2 separate regions of the Homo sapiens genome follow, and region 2 is linked to region 1. Evidence: read pairs that join two places in POLR2A ChIA-PET (ENCODE). Cell type or tissue: MCF 10A. All regions are shown on one strand. Links, peaks and the distances in the headings refer to the core of each region. The heading gives the core; the rest is flanking DNA. Region 1 has its middle 22 kb from the start of FAT2. Region 2 overlaps G3BP1 (G3BP stress granule assembly factor 1).

Region 1 (4,394 bases), core at 251-4,250:
TCCTGCCTGATTCATTCCTCTCTGGGGCCACAGAGTTTTCTCTTCCCTGCTTAGAGCAGCCTCCCAGGCTCAACACCTTGAGTTCTGCCCCTGACTCATTCTGCTTCAGCACAGCACTTAGACCTGTGGTTTGCACAAGTCAGGGCACGACCCAAGGTGGGGATGGGGTGATGTTGCTGGTGGGAGGGGGGAGGTCACTATCAGGTAATCAGGCAAGGGCTCTGGAGAAGGTCAGGGTGTGGCTGTGTGGCTGTGTGGCTGTGCAGGGGCACAAGAAATGTGTACTAGTCAGCCCTGCTGGGAAGCCGGCTCATGAGGCAGAGAGGGGACCCAGCTGGAACCCTGGCACTGTCTGCATTTAGAACTCCCTCACATTGGAGCTACTAGGTCCTGCCCTGCTCTTCCTGCAGTTCCATTGTCGCTGTGGGGTGAGGAGTCTGTGGAGCCAAGGGGAAGGCTTACCCTAAGCCTGTGACCCACCCCCTCACCACTTCCAGATCACATTTTCAGCACCCAAGCTGTCGGTTTCCAGCTCAATAGCCCCCAGCTTACTTTCTAGGCCTCTGCCAGGGGTCTTTCCTCCAAGGGCAGGCTGTACACCTCTAAGGGTAGCCTGAGGGATGGCCAAGTTGTTGTTTGCTGGGAAGGCATTAGGGTGGTGAGGATGGAGCGTGGTCACATGGGGTGAGATGTCTAAGCACCTGCCTATAACCATTTTCCTTGTAGGAAGAGGAGTCAAGAGAAGGCAGGTGGGCTGGAGCCACAGGGCCCTTCATTTGAACTCTTGCTTCGTGCCCTGTAGTATAAGGGATAGACCTGCCTGAAGTCAGTCAGTCCAAGTGCAGAGATGTGGAGGCCTCCCGAAAGGTGTTTGTTTGCCAAGCTGAATTTTTATTGCAATGATGAATGCATGAGACTGCATGCAAGAGAAACTGGATTCTGGCCAAGTTCTGACAAACAGTCCCACTGGATAGGAACGTAGGCTTTGGGGTCAACTACCCGGGTTTCAAAGCTCTGGGACGTTCTAGCTATGTGACCTCAGACACGATCACCTCGGTGAGCCTCACTTTTTTCATGTGACACATGAGATCAATAATTGTCTCTCCCTCATGTTGGATGGAAAAATGCTTAGTACAGTGGTTGGTACCTAGTAAGTGCTTAATTAGAGTGATTCTATGTGACACCAACTGCTGTCTCTGAGTCTCAAGCCCCCTTTAGAAAAGGAGGGGATGATACACTAAATTCAGTGGTTTTTAACATTTCTTCAGACACTCTCCGTCTGGGATTAGGTCTGAAGGAGAAGCATCATGGTGCCCAGAAAGCCCCCTGGGCAGAGCACAGCAGACGAGCTGAGCATTCTCCCAGCATCGGGACTCTGGCTTTGCAGATAGTCTGGACCTGGAAATCCTCATCAAAGGGTTTGGAGAGGAAAACAGTTCTCAGAGTACTGTAATAATGCCTGGGGGTTATAAGGCTCCAGGGTCTTTGCACATGCTGGTCCCTTTGTGGGGAACACCCGTTGTCTCCCACTTCTTAGCAGTGAGCTGCCACTTATGTTTCAGATCTGAAACCTCACTTCCTCAGGAAAGCTCAGAGCTTCTGTTACAGGTTCCTTTTCTCTGTATCCATTCCCATCTACAGCACACATCAAGGTAGGGGAGCATTTGATGACACTCCTCCAAGAGGTCTTTCTTTCAGCTCCATCCAGGTTTAGTGCCCTTCTGAGGTGTTCCCAACAAACCCTGCACTGTGCATTTCACGTGCTTTAAAACTCTGGTCAGCTCCAACTCAACTTCGCTCAGGGTCACACAGCCAATACATGCTGAACACAAAAAGGCTTCTGAGTAGCTGCAATGGGTTCTACCATGTATTTTACTCATAAGGAGCATGTGTTGCCCGGAGATGATATATTCCTTTTTTTTTTTTTTTTCTGGAGACGGAGTCTTGCTTGATGCCTAAGCACAGTACGGTGGTGTGATCTCGGCTCGCTGAAACCTCCGCCTCCCAGGTTCAAGCGATTCGCCTGCCTCAGCCTCCCGAGTAGCTGGGATTACAGATACATTCATTTTGTACCTGATGCAGACATGTAGTTACCTAACAGATTCACTGTTGTAAAGAAGGCAGAGAGAGAAGGGCCCCTGGAATAATTGACAGCTGACAGTGTCAATGAGAGTGATACCTTCAACCAACTCCCATGGTTCCTGAAGCCACCGCCTTTTTCTCCATTGTCTAGCAGCCACCGCGGAGAACCTCATGGAGCAAGGGCAAGAGGAGATGTGAAAGTTCAGGGGAATGGAGGGAGGCTTCCTTGACACAGTAGCATCTGAGCCTGGCCTTGAAGCCTGTCTGGGTGTGATGTAGCCAGGCTGAGACTGTGTGGGTGGATTAGAGAAGAGCAGGTGAAGGCAGGAGAGGCATTTCAGGCAGAGTGAATCATCAGCAAAAGCTCAGGCAAAGAATCATCAGCAAAAGCAGCCAAGATGTCACGCATCCTGGAGGCTCCAGATCAAATAGCTTCCTCCGTTGCATGTTCCCAGAGTGCTCCCTACTCGCCTGTCATGAAGTGCACTGCACCTGTCAACCGGGTCAGGGTGTGCTCAGTACGGGTCTCTCACCGGAAAATAAACTTCTAAGGCAGGAACTTACTTGCCTTAACCACAGTTCTGTCTCTAGGATTGAAAGAATTATTAACTACTCGTCTACCATTTCCGCTATGAAAACAAACCACCCCCCCACCACACACACACATACACCACACCACACACACCCCCACACACCACACACACACATACACCACACCACACCCCCCACCACACACACACACCACACACACCACACACACACCACACACACCACACACACAGCACACACACACCACACACAACACACCACACACACAATCACACAACACACCACACACACCCACCACACCACACACACCACACACACACCACACACACCACACACCACACACACACCACCACACACACCACACATACACCACACACACACCACACACACACACCACACACACCACACACACACTACACACACATCACAGACACACACCACACACACACCACATATGCACCACACACACACACACACACACACACACACACACACACCACATACACACAGACTCTCACAAACCTGTTTTTGTCCTCAGTGCCTAGAATGATGTCTGGCAAGAGGTAAAATTCTCAATTAGCATTGTGAAATGAATGTGTGAATAAGTGACTCTCCTTTATTAGAGGTGAAGCTCTGGGAGGCCAGGGCTCATGTCTTAAGCAATGTTATTTTCCATCTCCTGGCAAAAATGGGGTCAAGTGAGGCCCTGGGACAGAAATGTCCCTGTTATAGGAGCAGATCTCCTGGCTTCCGCTCGGGCAGTAGAGTAGGGCCTCTGCTTCCTCACTCTTCAGCTCTTTACAACCTGCCCCATTCTCCCATCTGGCCTCAACCTTTCTTTCCAAACTTAATTTCCACAACTTCCCCTCAACCGTGGATGTCATAACTCCCATGGATTCCTGAAGCCACCCCTTTGTCTCCATTGTCCAACAGTCACTCTGGAGACCCCTTGGAATAAAGAAATAAGGGCCAGAGGTTCAGTAGGATAGGAGGAAGCTTCACTGAGACAGCGGCATTTGAGCTTGGCCTTGTAAATTGGGTTACAATTTAGCCAGACTGAGACTGCAGGGGTGGCACAGAAAGAACCAAGAAAGAAAGGCATTTCAGGCAGACAGGATCGTCGGCAACAGCTCCAAGGGTAACCAGTGGAAATTCTGAGCACCGTGGCTACTTCCCCTAAGAACACTATGGGATCCAGTGTTACGGAGGTAGCAGAAGGATTGGTGGGGACTGGAAGGGATTCCTGACCTGGCCTCATTTTAGAGAGCGGAAGTCATGGTATCATCAGCAATAACAAAACTGAGATGTGGCCTTTCCTATTAAAGAAACTCACTGTTGACCTTATGCAGGACCTTGCCTTTCCTGGACCTCCTCATCTACAACATAAATGTTCTGAATGAGGCAATCCCGCTAATCTTTCCAGCTCTGAAGTCCCGTGACTAAAACTACTTTCCCCTTAGCTTCTCACTCCAGTTTTGGGTCAGACCCAGGACTTGTGACCAGATATAAGGTCAGTCTTGCTGATTTCAAGACAAAAGAGGGCTCTGTCTGTGCCGCCGGTGCCGGTTTCCCATGCCCAGGGCTTTGCTTATGTGGTTGGTGCATCCGGCTGTCACCGTGTCTATGGTGTCACCTGCTCCTAGTAGCCTTTCATCTTCTGGGCTACTGGAGCATCTCTGGAGCTTGGCCAGGGGGAAGCTGTCACAGCAGGTCAAGGTGTGGAGGTGAGTGAAGGGGGCTGTGGGGACCTGGCAGGGCACTGT
Region 2 (4,394 bases), core at 198-4,197, 190 kb before region 1:
TGGGATTACAGGCATGAGCCACCCCACCCCACCCCAAAGTGATTTTAACTTCAGCAATAGTTAAAACTGTTTCTATCCAGGTTAAACAGGATTTAATCTTCCATCTAATTACTATCAAAAATATAGGCAACCTTCCCCAAAAGTGGGCTTCTGAAAATAAATACTTGGTTCAGTAAATCAATAATTTCTGGTAAACATCCTTAATTTACTTAAAAAAATCCTAAGACACACTGTATGCACACTGTACCTTACAAATCTGGGACACTGGCCACATTTCAAAATACTACACTTAGGAATTTCTGTAATTGGCCAAGTCACATGATTTATTAAAGGAATAGTTGAACAGATTCCCTATATTATTTTCCTCTTACAGGGAATTAAAATAAGCTACTAGGTTCAAGTAGAAACTGTGGAGAGAAGACGAATCCAATGTTTTCAAACAAGTCACATAAACAGAAACTAAAAACCTAATTGCAAGCCAACACATATGCATAATCAAAAACCAAAACTGGTTAAGGGTTTTAGGTAATCTGTAATCATCTTTTTACTCATTTAGGCCTTGATTTGAGACATGAAAGCATGAACAAGGCAGTTTAATTTCAGTGTTGTACTGAGGTGATATCTATCCACTAATAAGAATGTAAATATAAACAAGTTTTATCTCACATGTGCCACCATCTCTCCTTTACTATAGTCTGTTAAGAGTTGACAGGCCCACCTATGGTCCCCAGAATCTCAACATTAAACAAATATAAATCCCAAAAGGCATTACTACCTTAGAACCAGAAATTCTTAGTTATCATCTTGTGCCACACGGCCATTACTTGATCAGCAACTTTAACTTAACCCCTCATCCCACATAAGACATTGCTAATTTTTTTTTGGTACATTAGGCAGTTAGCTAAAACCTGATATTCAAATAAATGCTGATGTTACTTCAAGTTTAAAAACTGCTGAACTAAAAAGGTCAACAATTATCTATATGCAGCATTGCAAAGATTCCTTTAAGTAGCACAAAAAGAAAACTGCAATATAAAAAACATCTTTATAGATTTGACAAATGCAACCATTTAAAAGAAATGTCACTCAGCATAAACAGTGGTCTACAAATCTAAGCTCTTCAAAAAGGTTACCTGTAAGTTCTAAAATGGCCTTCTATAAAGTGCAACATTTTCCATTAAATCGTTAAATTCTACAAGGGTTTTTCAAATAGAGGGATGAAGAAAAGTATCAGAAGGTGACAGTTTATAAGCACAAAACACAAATTCTATAAACTCACCTGGATTATACTATAATAAAAATATTATTATTCACATCCAGATTTGAAGTTTGCATTAAATTATCAAACCTGATGAGAAAAAACTTAAAAACAAACCACCATTATTGTGTTACCATATATAATCTGCAAATCAAAAAAAGACTCACAAAACCCAAGTTTAATTATCTTGTTTGCCCTAAAGGAAATTAAGAACTGTAATGTTAACCTTGTTCTGAATGTATTCCAGACTCAAGTCTCCCTACAGTAGGAAGTTCATTGCGGTCTATGCTACTGAAATGTAATTAGGGGGGCATTATGGTTCTAGAGAAAAAGCATCAGTTTGGGAGGCAAATGTGCTCCTTGCTACATGGATGACTTGGAAGCCTGTCATTTAACTGTTCTGATTCAGTTTCTTCCTCATCTATTGTGCTGAGGACAATATCACCTAACCCGCAGCACAGATGTGAAAATTAACTTTTCTAACCTAAAGTGCAATTCAACTAACACTGTGGTAATGACATACTCAACCAAAGTCAAATTATTATTTTTGGATTATCTATCTCACTGGTCCCTAGCAATATCTGACAAAGTTGAGAACGCTGGAATACACAAAGTAAAACCCAACCTCACCACTAAAACAAAAATACAGTTTAAGGCCCAAGATGTCTAATTACAAATTAACAGGTCTTAAAAAACTAAGACCCACTGAACCAAACAAATCTTATCTAACTAAAATACTCATGAGGCCAGGTGCAATGGTGCACACCTGTAGTTCCGGCTACTTGGAAGGCAGGAGAACTGATGAGGCCAGGAGCTTGAGACCAGCCTGACAACATAGCAAGACCTTGCCTCTATAAAAATAAAAATTTAAAAAAAAAATCTCATGGGTCAAGAGTTCTAAGCTCAGTAGCTAATAACTATACATTGGGCCATTCCTACGGATGAAAATTTTCATTTTAAAATCTGAAAATGTTCAATGTGATGAGCTCCTACTGCTGCCACCTATAGAAAATGTTGCCCTAACTTATAATGATTTTCCAGCAGTGGAAACGTATACATCTCTAAGCTCTCAGGTTTACTCTACATGCAATAATGTACATAATTGTACAAGGATTCTCAACAGTTCTGATCATGATGCTAATCCTATTTCTTAGGTCCAATACTATCATTCAAAACCTCACAATCATCCCAACTCTGATGACAGAAAGCACTGGGGAAGCTTTCTATTTTCTGAGATTGTGCAGTAATTCCCTGCAACAAATTACAAGCAGCATCAGTATGTATTGCTACCACCTCTCCACATTTACACCAACATACACAACACACACATACATTTGGTACAAATAATAAAAAGTGAAATTACTAATTCCTTAGAGTAGATGTTACTGCAATTCTTGAAACAGATTTCCATTTCCTAGTTTGTTATTTATCTGAGGCTGAGTTTCAAAAGAATGAGTCTTCATTCCAGTTTTCCTAATCCCACAGCTCCACCCACCCACAGGAATAGGGACTATCAGTGTTCTCAATGGGGTTGCTTCATTTTTACACAACATTTGGTATCCTTAGACCCCACCCAATAAATGCCAGATGCATGTCTCTCCAACAACCCTTCCAAATTTCACACATTTCCAAATGTCCTCTAGTATGTGATAACACCAAGCTGAGGATTGCTGCATCTAGTTAATGCCCTTAAGTCTCCAAGTAGGAAGAACTTCTGTTTTGAAATGTATAATTTAGTATTCACTCATGAAGGATAATTTCTAGGCTATCCATAATTTATGACCTTGAAGTTACCACAAAGTAATTTTTTTTTCCAAAGTGACTCAGACTAAACTTTTCTTTCCACCCACCACATGCTTAATATAAGCTACAAAAGTATAAGTTGTATTTCTTCCTATTATCAGTGATCTGGGCCAAAAGTGGTTACCAAAGTTACTTTAACCCTACAAAAAAGCCATGTGATTCAGTTACATTAAGTTTATGTAAAGGAGATGCTGCCAATTTTCAAATATTTGAGGAACTGGAACCAAACTGGTAATACCAACTTCACTGTGGTCTTAACCATCACAGCAAACCTAGAGTTTCTCAGTAATGCAAACCAAATATTCCTATGCTATCCTCAAACGACAGTCCTAAAGATGAATACTGTTAAGAAAATAAATACGCTGAATTTTACAACCTGGTTGCCCTTCAATTAGTAATGACAATCACACAAAAGTTTGTTTCACACGTGTAAACAAAACCTTCACCCATCTCACACACAGCACTCAACAAATAACACATATGTGAAACGAGTATTAGTCTATATTGCCAGATTAAATTTTCTTCCAGAAATATTTTAATAAAAATTGGCCATTTCCAAGTAACACCCACTGCATGCCCATCAATAAAAGAGAACCATAACAAAATAGAAAATTTACCATATGGCTATGATTTTAAGAAAAAAAAAAATGCGGACACGAGCACATGAGCAAAGTCCAATATTAAAGTAACATTCCTTCTTACGGGCTATGATTAGGAATCTGATTAGATACCAGAATAAAAATACAAATGCTGAACTATTTAGGTCAAAGAACCTCTATAGAAGCATCTGTCTTCAAAGGCATTCCAGTTTGAGACTCAATTTTAGAATAAGGCATAACAAATATGTTAACAAAAGACATACACAAAGTGATGAAAGAGGGATTCTATAATTCCCCACATACTCTGAACCTAATAAAACAAATCTAGATTTTTTTTTTAAACAATTGCCAAGACTGAAATCAAAGATAAATAGAAGGCACAACAGTTTTGCTCTGGTTGTTATCTGGGTTTTGGGAATTTTTTTGCTTTTTGTTTTTTTACAAATACAAATTAAACATGAAAAAACTACTTCAAAAAAACTAACAGTTCAAGAAAAGCCTATCAGTTGCATTCTAGACATTTAAAACCTATTATCACAATTTAAATTTCAATGGTAAAAACAGTTAGGTTTTAGAATTGTTTTGTGATCCTTTATCAAAAAAAAATTCTATTCCTTTTATTCAGTTTTTAAACATACCAGTGAGAATCAAAATTGTCAAATTTTCCAATGGCAATTTCTCCACACCAGAAGGTAGTCATGACTCTCAAAGAAGAAACAATTTGGGTTTTTCCT

The links. Peaks named below come from ENCODE experiments on the same cell type or tissue, not always from the same donor. Only the 100,000 strongest peaks of a DNase experiment are listed, where the experiment ranks them.
Region 2: POLR2A ChIA-PET joins it to region 1 with 5 read pairs; 2 of 35 experiments call an interaction of 5 or more read pairs at or near these places.

The regions. Positions count from the first base shown.
Region 1 is chr5:151,611,335-151,615,728 of GRCh38, reverse strand. No RefSeq gene overlaps it. Among named protein-coding and RNA genes, the nearest start is that of FAT2, 22 kb to the right of the region's middle. In MCF 10A, for the core only: no CTCF peak of the experiment used is centred there; DNase peaks (open chromatin) are centred at 908 and 2,428.
Region 2 is chr5:151,804,534-151,808,927 of GRCh38, reverse strand. It overlaps G3BP1 (G3BP stress granule assembly factor 1), which reads right to left. Exons shown (of 12, transcript NM_005754.3): 12 at 1-4,394. Among named protein-coding and RNA genes, the nearest start is that of G3BP1, 35 kb to the right of the region's middle. In MCF 10A, for the core only: no CTCF peak of the experiment used is centred there; no DNase peak of the experiment used is centred there.